Regions from separate parts of the Homo sapiens genome. Here region 2 is linked to region 1. A link is a contact called in ENCODE Hi-C or POLR2A ChIA-PET data. All regions are on one chromosome and are shown on one strand. The core of a region is the stretch at or near the end of the contact, and the rest is flanking DNA. Distances in the headings are between cores, read along the strand shown. Region 1 overlaps BRD4 (bromodomain containing 4). Region 2 overlaps BRD4 (bromodomain containing 4).

The links. Hi-C counts contacts between places; a loop is a spot of excess contacts on that map. ChIA-PET counts read pairs that join two places held with the same protein, here RNA polymerase II (POLR2A).
Region 2: a loop to region 1 is called in a map of astrocyte of the cerebellum, with 5 times the contacts of the local background. The contact joins two enhancer-like sites. A Hi-C loop is called at or near these places in 3 of 168 maps with a recorded cell type or tissue (G401, astrocyte of the cerebellum and chondrocyte). POLR2A ChIA-PET finds 5 or more read pairs at or near these places in 11 of 52 experiments (AG04450, BJ, PC-9 and 6 more).

Annotation. Positions count from the first base shown.
Region 1 is chr19:15,246,353-15,253,714 of GRCh38, reverse strand. The region is part of intron 11 of BRD4 (bromodomain containing 4); the gene reads left to right. Among named protein-coding and RNA genes, the nearest start is that of EPHX3, 18 kb to the right of the region's middle. RefSeq lists an enhancer at 2,300-3,171. Within about 2 kb of position 4,599, at least 28 of the 41 ENCODE cell types and tissues checked have a DNase peak (open chromatin) inside an H3K27ac peak, as active enhancers do.
Region 2 is chr19:15,301,493-15,308,854 of GRCh38, reverse strand. The region is part of intron 1 of BRD4 (bromodomain containing 4); the gene reads left to right. Among named protein-coding and RNA genes, the nearest start is that of BRD4, 27 kb to the left of the region's middle. Within about 2 kb of position 4,301, at least 9 of the 41 ENCODE cell types and tissues checked have a DNase peak (open chromatin) inside an H3K27ac peak, as active enhancers do.

The DNA of each region.
Region 1 (7,362 bases), core at 3,350-5,849:
GCTTCAGGGAGATGCTTCGCTGGTTTCTGGTGGATGTGGAGCAGACTGCAGCTGGCCAGCCGCATCGCCAGTCTGCTGCTGGCCCTGCCATCACCTGGGCCCCAGCCATTGCCTACCCCTCCCCAGAGTGTGCTCGTTGCTGTGTTGGCTGCTCCTGAATCTGCCCTAACTCCACACGCACCTGGACTTGCGTGTCCCTCCTGCAGTTCTAACTAACAGTCCCTTCTTTTCAAGCCCCGTGGGTCTGCACGTTGGACCCTGGGTTCCCCATTAGAGCCCACCTTCTGAGCAGCAGCCTCAGTGGGAGGTGGAGGCAGGTAGTGATGCTGGGTGCCAGGTGGGAGTGGAGAGGGGACTGCTCTCCTCCAAGTGTGCACTTTCCTCATTATTCTCAGGGGCGCAGATGCTCAGGCTGGCGCAGGGGAGAGGCTAGGGAGGGAGCCATGGTGCCCAGAAGGCCTGGCGACCAGCCCCTGCTGAGAGATGGAGCTAACATCCTGTGTTTACGGCCAACGGGGTTGCCGCTAGGCTGGTGCAGCTGTCAGTGAGCTGGCGTGCTGCAGACCACCTGAGAGCTGGCCCTAGGGTCTCAGGCAGACTGGGGAGTGGGGATCCACAGTGGGAAACCTGTGTTTTGGCAGTAGACTCCTGCATGTTCTCCCACGGGCCTGTCCCATCCCTGGGATTTTATTCTAACTAGAAATAAATGCTAACCCTCAATAATCAGTGCATGTAAATAACTTGATCGTGCCAAGGAAGATTGAGGACCCTTCACGGCAGCTGGGGAGAGCCATGTTGCTCTGAGGTGTGTGTGCACAGATGGGGTGGGGGTAGGTGGCACCTCGGGCCTTGTCAGTATTCCTCTTCCCTTGGACAGCCTGGTGCCCTCTGCTTCCCAGGTGAGTGAGGAGACTTGCCTTGAAGTGGGCTGAAGGACCCTCCAGGACTCCAGATGCCCACATTCTCTACCACAACTGCATGCAGAATGCCGTGGGCAGCTCACTGGCCTCCTGGCCTTCCCTGTCGCCATCCTTCACCCTTTCATCTCTAACCGTTACTCTCCCCACACTGCTTTTGTAATCCATCAGCCAGCAGGAGGCACTGCACCCCATGGCTGCCCAGGAAGGGCTGGCTTTGCCACCCGAAGCTAGGGCCCCCACTCGCAGCAGAGTGACTGGGGTGAATGGCTGTATTCTTGGATCCAATTAGCATTCCTGGTGGCCGCTGACTTTTCACTTTCCATGCCAGCCAAGCCTCCAGCTTGCCTTCCTCTGGGTTTTTGCACCTCCTGTTTTCTAGTTGACTTCTCCTACCAGGGGTTTTGTAGTCTTCTCATCTGAGGATCTGAGTGACCAAGTGGAAACCCCAGATGCTGAAATTGTCAGGGGACCTGATTAACTAAAATGACATGACGTGGTCGTGGCAGTGTGCTGCTTTAGCCCTCACAAGACAAGACACCTTAGAGGGCTGTGGCCATCACATCCTGATTTCCAGTGTGTGATCATGGCCTTTGCCCTTGGCCTCTGCGTCCCTCTTCTGGGCTCCTCTGCTTTGGGAGAGGAGTGGGAATGCTCCTGGTTTCCTGAACGAGTGCCCCACACCCCTCCTGCCGCTGCCGAGATTTTATTATTTTTTCACTCCCCCACTTTAAAAAAAAGTGGAAAGATTGTGCAACAAGTAATCTGAGAGTCCTGGGAACAGCTGTCCTGGCGGGAAGGAGGGCGAGATTTACAGTCTCAGAGCCGCTGGCTCCCAGGCTCCCAGGCTCTGGCGGTCCAGCCCTGGCCGCTCATGCAGCTATCTGGGCTCTGGCCTTCCCCTCTTCCCAGGCGCCCTCCCCACCTTGGGTTTTGCCTGGCTCCCTTTTGTCTTCCCAATCCTGGCCAGCAGGGGCTTTCCTTTGCCTTCTGTGTGCACTGAGTGAGCTCTGTCGTGGGCCGGCAGGGTGCTTCTCCTCTCAGGAGGGGCCGCTGCGAGGGTTTCGTACGGCAGATCCCGAAATGGGAACCCACACCCTGGCACCAGTAAATACAGCCTTCTGCTGCCCTGTCCCGCACAGGACTCTGCACTCTCAGGGCGGGGGGCAGAGGGGGCGTAGCTCCTTCAGCAGCTGCTCTCCTGGGTCCAGGAATCCCGGCAGCCCTGATGTCCATGGCCCGTTACAGGCAGCTCTGCCTTAACGGGAGTGGGTCAGGGTGGGGGAACATTATTTCCCTTTGGTCTTTTGGTGCCTAGTTGATTTGCAGGCCCGCGCCCCCGCCCCCCCCCCCCCCCCCGTTCTTGTGTTTCCATTTGGATTGGAGCCGAAATTCCTGAAAGGGCCTATTTTTGTCACTTATACTACGGGGTTAGTTCCGCTGACAACGGCCCTGAGACATGAATCACCAGAAGAAAACGAATGGAGTCACTAGATTGAGGCTGGGGGGTGTGATACATGAACACCCCTCTTGGTAGCTATCCATAGACCGGGATGCTGTGGACTGATGCAGGCGTGGGGTGGTCCTCTGGGGCCAGGCTCTAGTTCAGGGAGCAACGGAACACAGGCAGGAGGAGGATGGCGGGGGTGGGTGCTGCTTTCCCAGCTGTGTCCCAGGCCACCATGTATTCCCCACCCTCTGCCCCAGCAGCATGCAGTGCAGTGGGCCAGCCCTACCACTTCCTCTGATTCCAGCTATTGCTTGGGCTGTGGTCTTCCATTGAGCTGTGATTCCAGCTAAAGCCTGGAGCTGCTTGAGGATTCTGTATTGAGACAGGCAGGGGTAGGGCACAAATGCCACTCTCCCACCACCCCTAGGGCATCTGCAGACCTGGGTGGAGCAGGCTGGAGGAAGACACTGTCCCAGGTGGGCTGTGGACAGTACTGTGGCTTTGCTGTCATTAGCACTGGGGTTAGGTCTGCCAAGCACATGGGGCAGGGCATGTCCTAGGAATCTTCTAGCTTTCACTTGTCACATAGCTGACATCTGGTTCTTCCCAAGTGTCATGCACAGGTCTTTGTGAGCAGAAGTGTCCCCACAGCTTATGTCCCTCTTAGGAATACCCGTTTAACCTCAGCTACCTGGGCTGGGACAGGGTCTCAGGGAGGTGTGAGAGATCCTCCTGGGCTTTGGTCTGGTCGTCTAGTTGGAACGGGAGCGCAGTCCAGCTATTTTAGTTTCCTGGCTTCCTTTTCCCAGGATTGGAGCATGTGGGTGTTTCTTAATAGCTCCAGGGGAAAAAGGAATGCTTGATGTTTTGGAAAGATTTGAGCTGGGAAGTGCAGACAGAGGCCATGGGGCGTTCTTACCACACAACCAGCCTCAGCTTCCTGACCCCCAGGGTCTTTGAGGGACTTAGTCCATCTCCAGGCCTGCTGCTTGCCTGCTCCAGAGTGTGGCGCTTACCTAGGGGAATGGTGAGGACCCTGGAGGTGGGGGAGTAGGAAGAGACTTGAAGATAGGGCAGTAGCCTTTCTGTCTGCACAGCCAGGTGACTCCCCCCACAAACAGCCAGCATTTGCAGCTGGAGGGATTCTGGGGCTTCATGGGCGGGTGAGGGCGAGCCTTGTGGAATGTGGCCCAGAGTGAGAGGCCGCCAGTGGGCGGGTTTTTCCCATGCCCGCACTCAGGGGCCAGGGAGTAGCACGTCGGTTGCATCCGTGACTCCAGCAGAGGCATCCGCTCTGCTACGTGGGTGGGAACAAGCCCAGTGCCCCTCCCTGGTCCAGGGAGCCATGTTGGATACCCCAAAAAAGGAAAGAAAGGACAAGACTTTATTCCTTAGCCTGTTTCTTTTTCTTTTTTTTCTCCTCCTCAACAGTGTATATAATAGGTTCTGCTTTTTAGAGTTTGAGCTTTTTGTTTGGGGGATCTGGAGGAATGCAGAGATGAGGCTGTTTGCTCTTTCCCCTCCACTGGGGGTCCTGCATTCTGGTACCTCCTTTCTTGTAGACCCAGGAGGAAGGGCTGGCATCGCCTTCCTGAGACTAGACAGTGCACAGCCCCTGGGTGAGATGAGCTCAGAGTCAGCAGGGGCCTGGTGGGCTTGCCACACCTGGCTGGTGGGACAGGGCAGGGGCATCACTCAAATTCAAAAGAAGCCACTTGAGGGCAGTAAAGGAAATGCCGGCGTGCGCTCAGGCAGGGCACACGTGGAGCTTGCTAGTGGGAACCAGGGCCACTCTCTAGAAGCTGAGCAGGCTGGGGGCGGTTTCCAAGGCATCCATGCATTCTGCCTCTGTGACCTTTCTAAGCGGGCGGTGGGTCTGTCCCTACCCAGGGTTAGCCAGGCACGGGGCAGGGCTCCAGTCTCCAGTGCCGTTCTTGTGCCCATCAGCCACCAGGGCGCAGGAGGTTGGCTCAGTCTGCGGTTCTTCTGTTCTTGTGACTTAAATGGTACATTCCACACCATTTCTCTCACACTGGTTTCTCTCTCCCTCTACGTAGGTCCTGCCTAATCATTGGACACGGACTCTTAATAAAACGGTCTTCAGTTCCAGATTCCTTCCCAGCAAGCTATAGCTTAAGTCCATTTTCTTCCGTGAAAGGGACAGGACTCCATCAAGTTATGGAATTCCTCAGAGCCCTGGGCCTGTCCCCCGGGGTGGATTAGTCATGTCCAGCAGCACACGCCTAGTCCCGCCTTCGGGAAGGCTGCCTGCCTGGCCAGCCGCCCAGGCCTCTCTGTGTAAAGACTGCCTGGCTGTCCTGCCCAGCCTTCCTGGTTCTCTGGGGTCCTCTGGGTGGGTGGCATCTCCTGGAGGGTGATGACAATCCCCAACACATGCATTCATGTGGTGCTACTCTGTGTGCAAAGCCAGACCCCAAGTATGTTTTCTCTCTTTGTCCCATCCCTCTTTTTCTGGGACTTTGGACCCTAACTACTTCCCTCCTGAACCTTGCAGTGACATCAGTCCAGGAGAGCTCTCGTTCAGTGTGCGGAAGAACACTCTGACCTCTAGAGCTGTCCTAGATAAGGAGTGGGAGCTTTAGAGGCAAGGCCTCTAGACCCTGGAAGGCTCAGTGAGGCTCTTCCCACAGCATGCTTCTCACTGGTGCCCTGTAAGGCTCGAGCCACCGCTGACTCTGAGCCTTTTGGAGTCTTTCCTCCTTCGTCTCCATTGTTCCCGTGCATTTCCAAAAGCTTAAGTTGCCTGGTGGGCATTTCCCCAGTTTCTTTGGCCTCCGTCTTCTCAAGTCACATAGGGAAAGTACCTCCTGGAACCAGGCTGCAGTATGCAGGACCTGCCAGGCAGGCACTGGTGAAGGGCCTTGGGCCTATCATCCCCCCAACCCCACCTCACCCCACCCGCCTCCTCTAGTGGGGTGAGTCTGGGCTGGTGGACCAGAGAGGGTGTCACAGACCCTCAGGGACTGCCCCATGGACACCTCTGACTGGTGTTAACAGTGTGAACATTTTCCCCGTCTTCAGTCCCTTAGAATGACGACAGCCCCTGGGGTTGGGGCAGGCGAGTGTGGCCACATCATCCAAGCCCTCCCAGAGACACAAATAGGCTTTTTTGCTCTAAAAATAAATACCAGCCCTTTTTTGGTCACAAATCCAGCATCTCAGCAGAAAACTGCCTGACATGAAAAGTCCCCTGAGGAACTGCATCTGCGTTTCAGGGGCTTTTCATTTTTTCTCCTTTTTTAAAGTGTAGATTGTGGGTGCTTCCTAGAGGCCTGCCTTCTTCTGGAACTGGAAGTGGGCTATCACCATGGGCAAGCCCTTGGGTGCAGGCTCCCCACCTGCCTGGGAACTCTGGCAGCTCTCCTCAGCTCCTTGGGCTTGAGCAGCTGCAACTGCCCCAGATTTGCTGTGGAAGCAGGGGCTAGCCCTGGCCTCACCAGGGCCTCCCGGGGCCCTGCATTGATGCTCAGGAGTTCCTGGGCTGCTCTTGATCCTTTCTGGGCATCCAGCTTCCAGTTAAGCTCTGTTTGCCAAACAAACTATTCTCAGCTGCCCTTTGGCCTGCGCCTGATGTGTTCCTGTTGCAGTCCCGCCTGCCTGAGACAGGAGCAGGCAGGAGAGCCTTCATGCCCAGATTCCCACAGGACAATTGGGGAGCTGCTGGCATTGTCTTTCTGGGAAGATTCTGCTTTCTTGGACCAAATGGCAGCCTGATTACCAGTGTCGGGCCTGCATGCTGCCCCCGACACACGCACGCACGCGCACACACGTGTGCACATGGGCCATAGCCACAAGCCAGCTCTCCTCCAGGGTCCTTTCAACCTCGCTGTCCAGGGACCCTGTCCTTCTTGCCCGTGGGGCTTCCATCTGGCAGAGAACGTTCAGGGCTTGTTGAACTTGAAAGCTCATTAGACTTAAGCTGTCACCTGTGCTTGGTGCCCCAGGAACAGCCAGAGAGGACAGTGCCCACTCACTTCTTGTTGGCAGCCTCCTGTGCAGGAAGTGCCAGCCGGGCCTCGACGCACCAGCTGGCTGTGGGTCCTGAGGAGGGGCGGGAGGCGGCCGCTCAGTGCAGATGGGGACTCCTCTCCTCTGCCCTGACCTTACCCTCCATTACCTCCTTCACTGGAGTGGGGCTGGGGGGTGGGTGGAATCAGTGTTTTAATCGGATTTTTAAAAAACATTTTATTTCTTTGTACAATTACCATCCTATGTAAAGATGAAATTTGTGTTGAGTTGAAGATTGTCATGGAATAAAGATCACACCGTACTTGAGGCCATCTTCATGTAACCCTTTCTAGAGAGTTTTGTGTGGGGGTGTCTTGGGGCTGGTGTGTTGTGAAGCTGTGCACTTCCTGTCTTGTCTTTTACTGGTAACTCTGACACAAGGCTCAGACCACATGGGCCAGAAGGGGGTACCTCTACCACCAGCCCCTTTAGGCATCTGGTCCTGGGGGTCTGCCGTGCACATGCCGCCTTCTCTCCCCCACTTTTTAGGCCTGCCTTGCCTGGGGGCCCCAGCACTTGCAAGGGGCCCTGGAGACAAGTCCTCAGGATATTCCCTGTGGCCTTTCCAAGGCAGCTGAGACATGCCCCCTGGAACCCCCCACAGGCCCTGCTGCGCTTTGTCCCTACATCTTCTCCTATGGGCCTCTGCTCACAGCCTGCAGGCTGTGAGGGGTTAGAGTGACCATCCCTCTTTTACAACCAAAAAAACAAGGTTTCTTCCAAGGCCACGAGACAACAGGCGAGCCCCAGCATATCCTTCCCTTGCACACACACTTTTTCCCTCAACTCTATATCTGGACACATCCCTGAGGCTTCTCCTAGTCGGACTTCACACGGTGGCCCTGCTGCTTCCCCCTACCTTCCGCCTTCTGCCCCGGGTCCCCTCCAAGGTGTGCCCAGCATGCCCCCAGACAGCGCGGCTCCATCACCTCCTTGTGCCAGGAGAGAAGCCCTGGCCTTTTCTTC
Region 2 (7,362 bases), core at 3,052-5,551, 55 kb before region 1:
TTTAGTAGAGACGGGGTTTCACCATGCTGGGCAGGCTGGTTTCAAACTCCTGACCTCGTGATCCTCCCGCCTCGGCCTCCCAAAGTGCTGGTATTACAAGTTTGAGCCACCGCGCCCAGCCCAGATGTTTAAAGTTTAAGGAGTTTCAGCTTATGTTTTTTGCCCCCTTTTTAAAAATTTATGTCCTCAATTTTTTTCTTACAAATTTTTATTTTTGCCACTTTCTTCATCCAGTGTCACAGCTTATACTATTACTTTTTTTTTTTTTTAGGTAGACTCTCGCTCTGTTGCCCAGGCGGGAGTGCAGTGGCGCAATCTTGGCTCACTGCAACGTCCGCTTCCTGGGTTCAAGCGATTGTTCTGCCTCAGCCTCCTGAGTAGCTGGGACTACAGGTGCACGCCACCACACCCAGCTAATTTTTGTATTTTTAGTAGAGACAGGGTTTCACCACATTGGCCAGTCTGCTCTCGAACTCCTGACATCGTAATTCACCCGCCTGGGCCTCCCAAAGTGCTGGGATTACAGGGGTGAGCCACCGCGCCCAGCCAACCTACCGTTTTAAGAGACGAGGTCTCCACTGTGTTGCCCAGGCTGGAGTACAGTGGTGAGTCACATGCATGACCCCACTGCTGATAGGTATGGGAGTTTTGACTTGCCCCCTTTCTTTTTTTTCTTCACTACGCGACCCACCCCCCCCCCCCCCCCCGGCCCCGCAACTTTTTTTTTTTTTTTTTTTTTGAGACGGAGTCTCACTCACTCTTTTGTGCAGGCTGGAGTGCAGTGGCACAGTCTTGGCTCACTGCAGCCTGTTTCCCGGGTTCAAGCAGTTCTTGTGCCACAGCCTCCTGAGTAGCTGAGATTACAGATGCCCGCCACCATGCCCAGTTAATGTTTGTATTTTAATATAGTTGGGGTTTTGCCTTGTTGGCCAGGCTGGTCTCGAACTCCCGGCCTCAAGCGATCCGCCCGCCAGGGCCTCCCAAAATGCTGGGATTACAAGTGTGAGCCACCACATCTGGCCGACCTGGGCTGGTTCACCCCTTCTTAGGCAATCTGGTAGTACCCACTCCTTGGAGGTCACCACACTGATGCCAAACGTAGTGCGGCCACCTGATTGGCACCATGCAATATAGCCCAGAACTCCTGGGCTCAGGACATCCTCTTCCCTCCTCAGCCTCTCAAGTAGTTGGGACTATAGGTGCTCACTTCCGCGCCCAGGCTTTTTTCCTTTTTGGCATTGTCTTGTCCTGGAAAGGGCATGAGATAGACTCAGTGTTGCATTTTGTGCTTAAAGATCTCTGTACCTCTGATGTGTTTTATATGGGCAATTAGAACTTGCTGAAAATGGAATATACTACCTAAGCAGGTGCACAGATGAGTACCACTGTGACTAGTGGTACTGAAGCTCAAAATGGACATTCACCCACTGGAATTTGGAGACATTGGCAGTGATCTGGAGCAGGTTGCTTAATCTTTGATCCTGTTTCCCTGTCAGTGAGATTGGGTAGCAGAAGCACTCCATCCACCTGTCAGAGTTAGCTCTGCTTGTTACTGATGAGGGTCAAGCACAGCAGAGGGAATTGCTCCTACCCACCCTGCAGCGCTCTTACTTCACTGAAGGTGCTGTAGGTGATTGACGGTGCAGTGTTTTGGTTAGCCTTTCAATTTTGAGTGATTCTGATTTGTGTCACTCAACTTGAGGAGACTTGGCCTGACCAGTTCAGTCACCTCTGCTTCCTGTGTGTGTTCCTTTCCCTACTTCATTTCCTTGCCCATCCTGAATTTTGAGTTTACCGGTTTTGTGTTTGTTGCATGTATAGGTATACCTCGTTTTATTGTGCTTTGCAGATAATTGCGGTTTTTTTATTTACAAATTGAGAATTTGTGGTGACCCTGCATTGAGCAAGTCTTTTATCAGTGCCATTTTTCCAACAGCGTGTGCTCACTTCATCTCTGTGTCACATTTTGGTAATGTGACCAACGTTTCAGACTATTATATCTGTTATGATTCGTGATCAGTGATTTTGGGTGTCATTATCATAGTTTTGGGGAACCACAAACCATGTCCATCTAAGAAGGTGAATTCAGTCTATAAATGTTTGTGTTCTGACTGCTCCAGCTACTGACTATTTCCCATCTCTTTTCCTCTCCTCAGACCTCTCTATTCCTTGAGACACAACTGTCTTAAAATTAGGCCGGTTAATAACCCTATAATAGCCTTTAAAGTGTTCAGATGAAAGGAAGGGTCTCGCGTCTCTCACACCAAGTCAGAAGCTAAAAATGGCCAGGCGTGGGGTTCATGCCTGTAATCCTAGCATTTTTTGGCAGGCGTAGGTGGGAGGATCGCTTGAGGACAAGAGTTTGAGACCAGCCTGGGCAACATAGTGAGGCCTCGTCTTCATAAAAAAAATGGAAAAAGTAGCCAGGCATGGTGGCACACGCCTGTGGTCCCAGCTACTTGGGAGGCTGAGATGGGAGGATTGCTTGAGCCTAGGAGGTTGAGGCTGCAGCGAGCTGTGATCATGCCACTGCACTCCAGCCTGGATGACAGAGCAATACCCTTTAACAACGCTAAAAGGCCAATAACATATTTTGAAAGCCAAAAGCTAGGCTGCTTAAGCCAGAGAGTTAGCCAGATTGTGAATGCAAAGGAGTTCTCGAAGGAAATTAAAAGTGTGACTCCAGTGAATGCCTGAGTGATAAGAAAGTGAAACAACCTTATTGCTGACATGGAGAAAGTTGTAGTGGTCTGGATAGATCAGGTCAGCTGCAATATTCCCTTAAGCCAAAGCCTAATCTAGCAAGGCCGTAGTAACTCTATTCAATTCTTTGGAGGCTGAAAGAGGTGAGAAAGCTGCAGAAGAAAAGTTTGAAGCCAGCAGAGGTTGGTTCATGAGGTTTAAGGAAAGAAGCCATCTCCAAAACATAAAAGTGCAAGGTGAAGCAGCAAGTGCTGATGGAAAAACTGTAGCAAGTTATCCAGATCTAGCTAAGATAATTGATAAAGGTGGCTACAGTAAACATTTTAGTGTAGACAAAATAGTTTATTGGAAGAAAATGCCATCTAGGCTTTTATAGCTGTAGAAAAATCAATACTTGGCTTCAAAGGACAGGCTGCCTCTCATTAGGGGCTACTGTAGCTGATGACTTTAAGTTGAAGCTACTGCTCATTAGCCATTCTGAATATCCAAGGACCTTAAGAATTATGGTAAATCTAAATTATGCTAAATCTACTCTGCCTGTGCTCTGTAAAGGGAAAAACAAAGTCTGGGTGACAGCACATCTGTTTACAGCATCATTTGCAGAATATTTTAAGCCCGCTGTTGAGACCTACTGCTTAGAAAAAATATTTTTCAAAATATTACAACTCATTGGTGATGCACCTTGTCACCCAAGACCTCTGATGGACATGCACAAGGAGGTGAATGTTTTCGTGCCTGCTAAAACATCCATACAGCAGCCCATGGATCAGTTTCACCTTTCAAGTCTTATTATTAAGAAATAACATTTCAGGCTGGGTGCTGTGGCTCATGCCTGTAATCCCAGCACTTGGGTAGCCAAGGCAGGTGGATCACCTGAGGTCAGGAGTTTGAGACCAGCCTGACTAACATGGAGAAACCCTGTCCCTACTAAAAATACAAAATTAGCCAGGCGTGGTGGCTCCTGCCTGGCTACTTGGGAGGCTGAGGTGGGAGAAATCCCAGCTACTCGGGAGGCTGAGGCGGGAGAATCGCTTGAACCCAGGAGGTGGAGGTTGTGGTGTGCTGAGATCGCGCCATTGCACTCCAGCCTGGGCAACAACTCCGTCTCAAAAAAAAAAAAAAAAAAAAGATGGTCTTAATTTTAATGTAGGTGAATTTATGAATCTTTGTTTTACGGTTGGTGGGAAGAACACTATCCTGAAGTGAAATATATTTTATATTTTCTTCTGGAAGTTGTAAGGTTTTGCCCTTCCAATTCATGCCCTTGATCCATCAGGAAATGATTTTTTGGGGGTATAAGGTGAGGAGTCAGGTGTGACCTTAGATGAATTACCGATTTCTTCTCGCATCAGCTTCCTTGGCTGCAAAACTGAGACCCTAATCCCTGCCCTGTGCGAGGTTCTTGTGAGGTCGGAATACAGCATACAGACACATTGAGCCCCATGTCTCAGTAAGCATTCAGTAATTGCTTGTTGGTTTAAGTCCAACCTTCTTCCCTAAGCATGTGGACACTCAGGGAAAGTTGGCGCTTAACTGGGAAAGTTGTTGCTCGTACATTGTCTGCCAGCTTACTACAAGCATCATGGCCAGGCTGGGTTTGGCTGCTCAGCACATCCCCTGGCAGGGCACTGGCGGCCTGGAAAATGTATAGCAGGCAGGTGCTCAGTCAGTCCTAGAGCTGATTTCATGTGATATCTGATGCATTTATTATAGAAATGAAAGCATAAAAATGTGTTTTAACTGTTTCCTACTCCCCCGGCACAGTGACAAGGCTGATTCCAGGCACAGCTTGGTTAGGCCAGCACTTGTAACTATGGTGGGGAGCCTCGAGGCACTGAGTGAGCTCAGCCTCCTTGGGCAGAAAAGCTTGTTTAGTTATTGCCAGCACACACTGTGTGTTCCTGTGGGCAAACAAACAGACGGCTGGAGATCCGGGGGACCTGGTAGTCGTCAGCATTTATGTCACCACCGTATGCCTTCTCTGAATGACTTGCGGAAGAATAGAGTGGGTTGGGATTATGTGGTAAGTGTAAAAAAGTTAGCGATCAGAGGGACTTTGGGTTTACCTCTGGAGAGGACATAATGAAGGTAATCCTTCACTGTGACGGATGAGTGGATATTTCTTTGTACCCTGAGCTCTTTCATCCTACCTTGGTGGTCAAATGTGAGAGCAAGTGCTTTGGGGCTCAGAGGGCATCACTCCAAGCATTCTGCATGGAGTCTGTTGTGGTGAATGTTCTTGCTGGCATCTTGATCAAGGACTTTGTCATCATTAGCCATCAAATGCTTGTTGGTCCTTCTCAACCCTGTAATGTTGATACTTAAAAAACTGGAAACATCCTGACAGAAACAGTCGAGAAGTGGTTGTGTGAGCTCTGGTTATCGCATTACAGTTAAAGTTGGCAGATAGGTTCTGTATTCAGTGCCCCATCAAAAACAGAACACAGACTATATAAGGGGAATATTGTTTGTAAGTAACTCTGTGGGCTAATTGTGCAAATAGGTGCTAGAATGCTGGGCAGCCTTTTTCCTTCTTCGTGGCTTTGTTGCATTTTATTGTATTGTTGTATTGCATTTTATTGTAATGACAGTTACTCCTTTTGATAAGATGATCTCAGTAGATAGGCTGAATTGTCCTGTTTAAGGCTACTTTTCTCCTCTGAATCTAAAGGTGTTCGCTGTCAGAGCTAGTACGGAGTTTTGAATTTGGCACTGTGTTGCCTAACCGTCTTCTCCCCCCGCCCCATCCCCGCATAGGCAAATAGTTTTACTAGTTTGACATTTAATCAAAATTTAAACATGGGGCCAAGGAAGGTCCTCCAGGAAGCATTAGTATGAAAAATATTGTAAACAGTAGCTTTGTTCTAGCCACACAATTTGGATTTCTCAAGATTAACTGTCTGTACATAAACACTCTTGAATAGCTATGTATTAACTTTCCCCTACTTTGAGCTGGAAATAGCTTCTCTTCTCCAGTTGATGTGAATGCAGGGGTAGTGTACCCTACATGGACTGTGTATTACTCCTTTAAGATTGTTGGTCTTGCTGCTTTGTTCTCTCAGTGTAAAGCACAAGTCACAGAACCATGGTTTACCTTAACTAGAGCCCTCCTTTCAGAAAAGCACTTTTTTTTTTTTTTTTTTTGCGACGGAGTCTCGCTCTGTGGCCCAGGCTGGAGTGCAGTGGCGCGATCTCGGCTCACTGCAAGCTCCGCCTCCCGGGTTCACGCCATTCTCCTGCCTCGGCCTCTCAAGTAGCTGGGACTACAGGTGACCGCCACCACGCCTGGCTAATTTTTTTTGTATTTTTTAGTAGAGACGGGGTTTCACTGTTTTAGCCAGGATGGTCTCGATCTCCTAACCTCGTGATGCGCCCGCCTCGGCCTCCCAAAGTGCTGAGATTACAGGCGTGAACCACTGCGCCCGGCCCAGAAAAGCACTTTTTAATTTTTTAATCCTTTTTTTTTTTTTTTTTTTTTTTTTTGAGTCGGAGTCTTGCTCAGTTGTCCAGGCTGGAGTGCAGTGGCACGATCTCAGCTCACTGCAACTTCCGCCTCCTGGGCTCAAGCAATTCTCCTGCCTCAGCCTCCTGAGTTGCTGGAATTACAGGCATGTGCCACGATGCCTGGCTAATTTTTGCATTTTTAGTAGAGACAGGGTTTTGCCATGTTGGCCAGGCTGGCCTTGATCTGTTGACCTCGTGAGCCACCGTGCGTGGCCGAACTGCTCTGTTTTACAGACAGGAAACACAAGGCTGAGAACATCTGTTACTCAGAGTCCCCCAGGTTAGCATGGAAGCTCGTGGTTCAGACCAGGCTGTCCTTGCCTGCTGCACTTGCAGGTCTGTCTGCCTTCCCTGCAAAGCAGCATCTCCCAGTCCTGGGGGGTCTCTGTACCAGGTCTAAAGGGGGTCAGGGTGGTGTACTGCATGTGGTTTGTTTATTCTCTTAAGTTTATATGCAATAAAATTCCCCTTTTTTTTTTTTGAGATGAAGTCCCACTCTGTCTCCCAGACTGGAGGGCAGTGGCGTAATCTTGGCTCACTGCAACCTCTGCCTGCTGGGTTCAAGCAATTCTGGAGTCTCAACCTCTCAAGTAGCTGGAATTACAGGCCTGCGCCACCATGTCCAGCTGATTTTTGTATTTTTAGTGCAGATGGAGTTTTACCATGTTGGCCAGGCTGGTCTCAAACTCCTGACCTCAAATGATACTCCTGCCTCATCCTCCTAATGTGCTGGGACCATAGGCGTGAGACTCAGCAACTTTTTTTTTTTTTTTTTTTTTTTTCTTTGAGACGGAGTCTCGCTCTGTCGCCCAGGCTGGAGTGCAGTGGCACAGTCTTCGGCTTACTGCAACCTCTGCCTCCCAGGTTCACACCATTCTCCTGCCTCAGCCTCCTGAGTAGCTGGGACTACAGGCGCCCACCACCATGCCTGGCCAATTTTTTGTATTTTTAGTAGAGATGAGGTTTCACTGTGTTAGCCAGGATGGTCTCGATCTCCTGACCTCGTGATCTGTCCACCTCGGCTTCCCAAAGTGCTGGGATTACAGGCGTGAGTCACTGCACCCAGCCTTTTTTTTTTTTGTTTTGAGACGTAGTCTTGCTCTGTCGCCCAGGCTGGAGTGCAGTGTGGTGCGATCTCGGCTCACTGCAACCTCT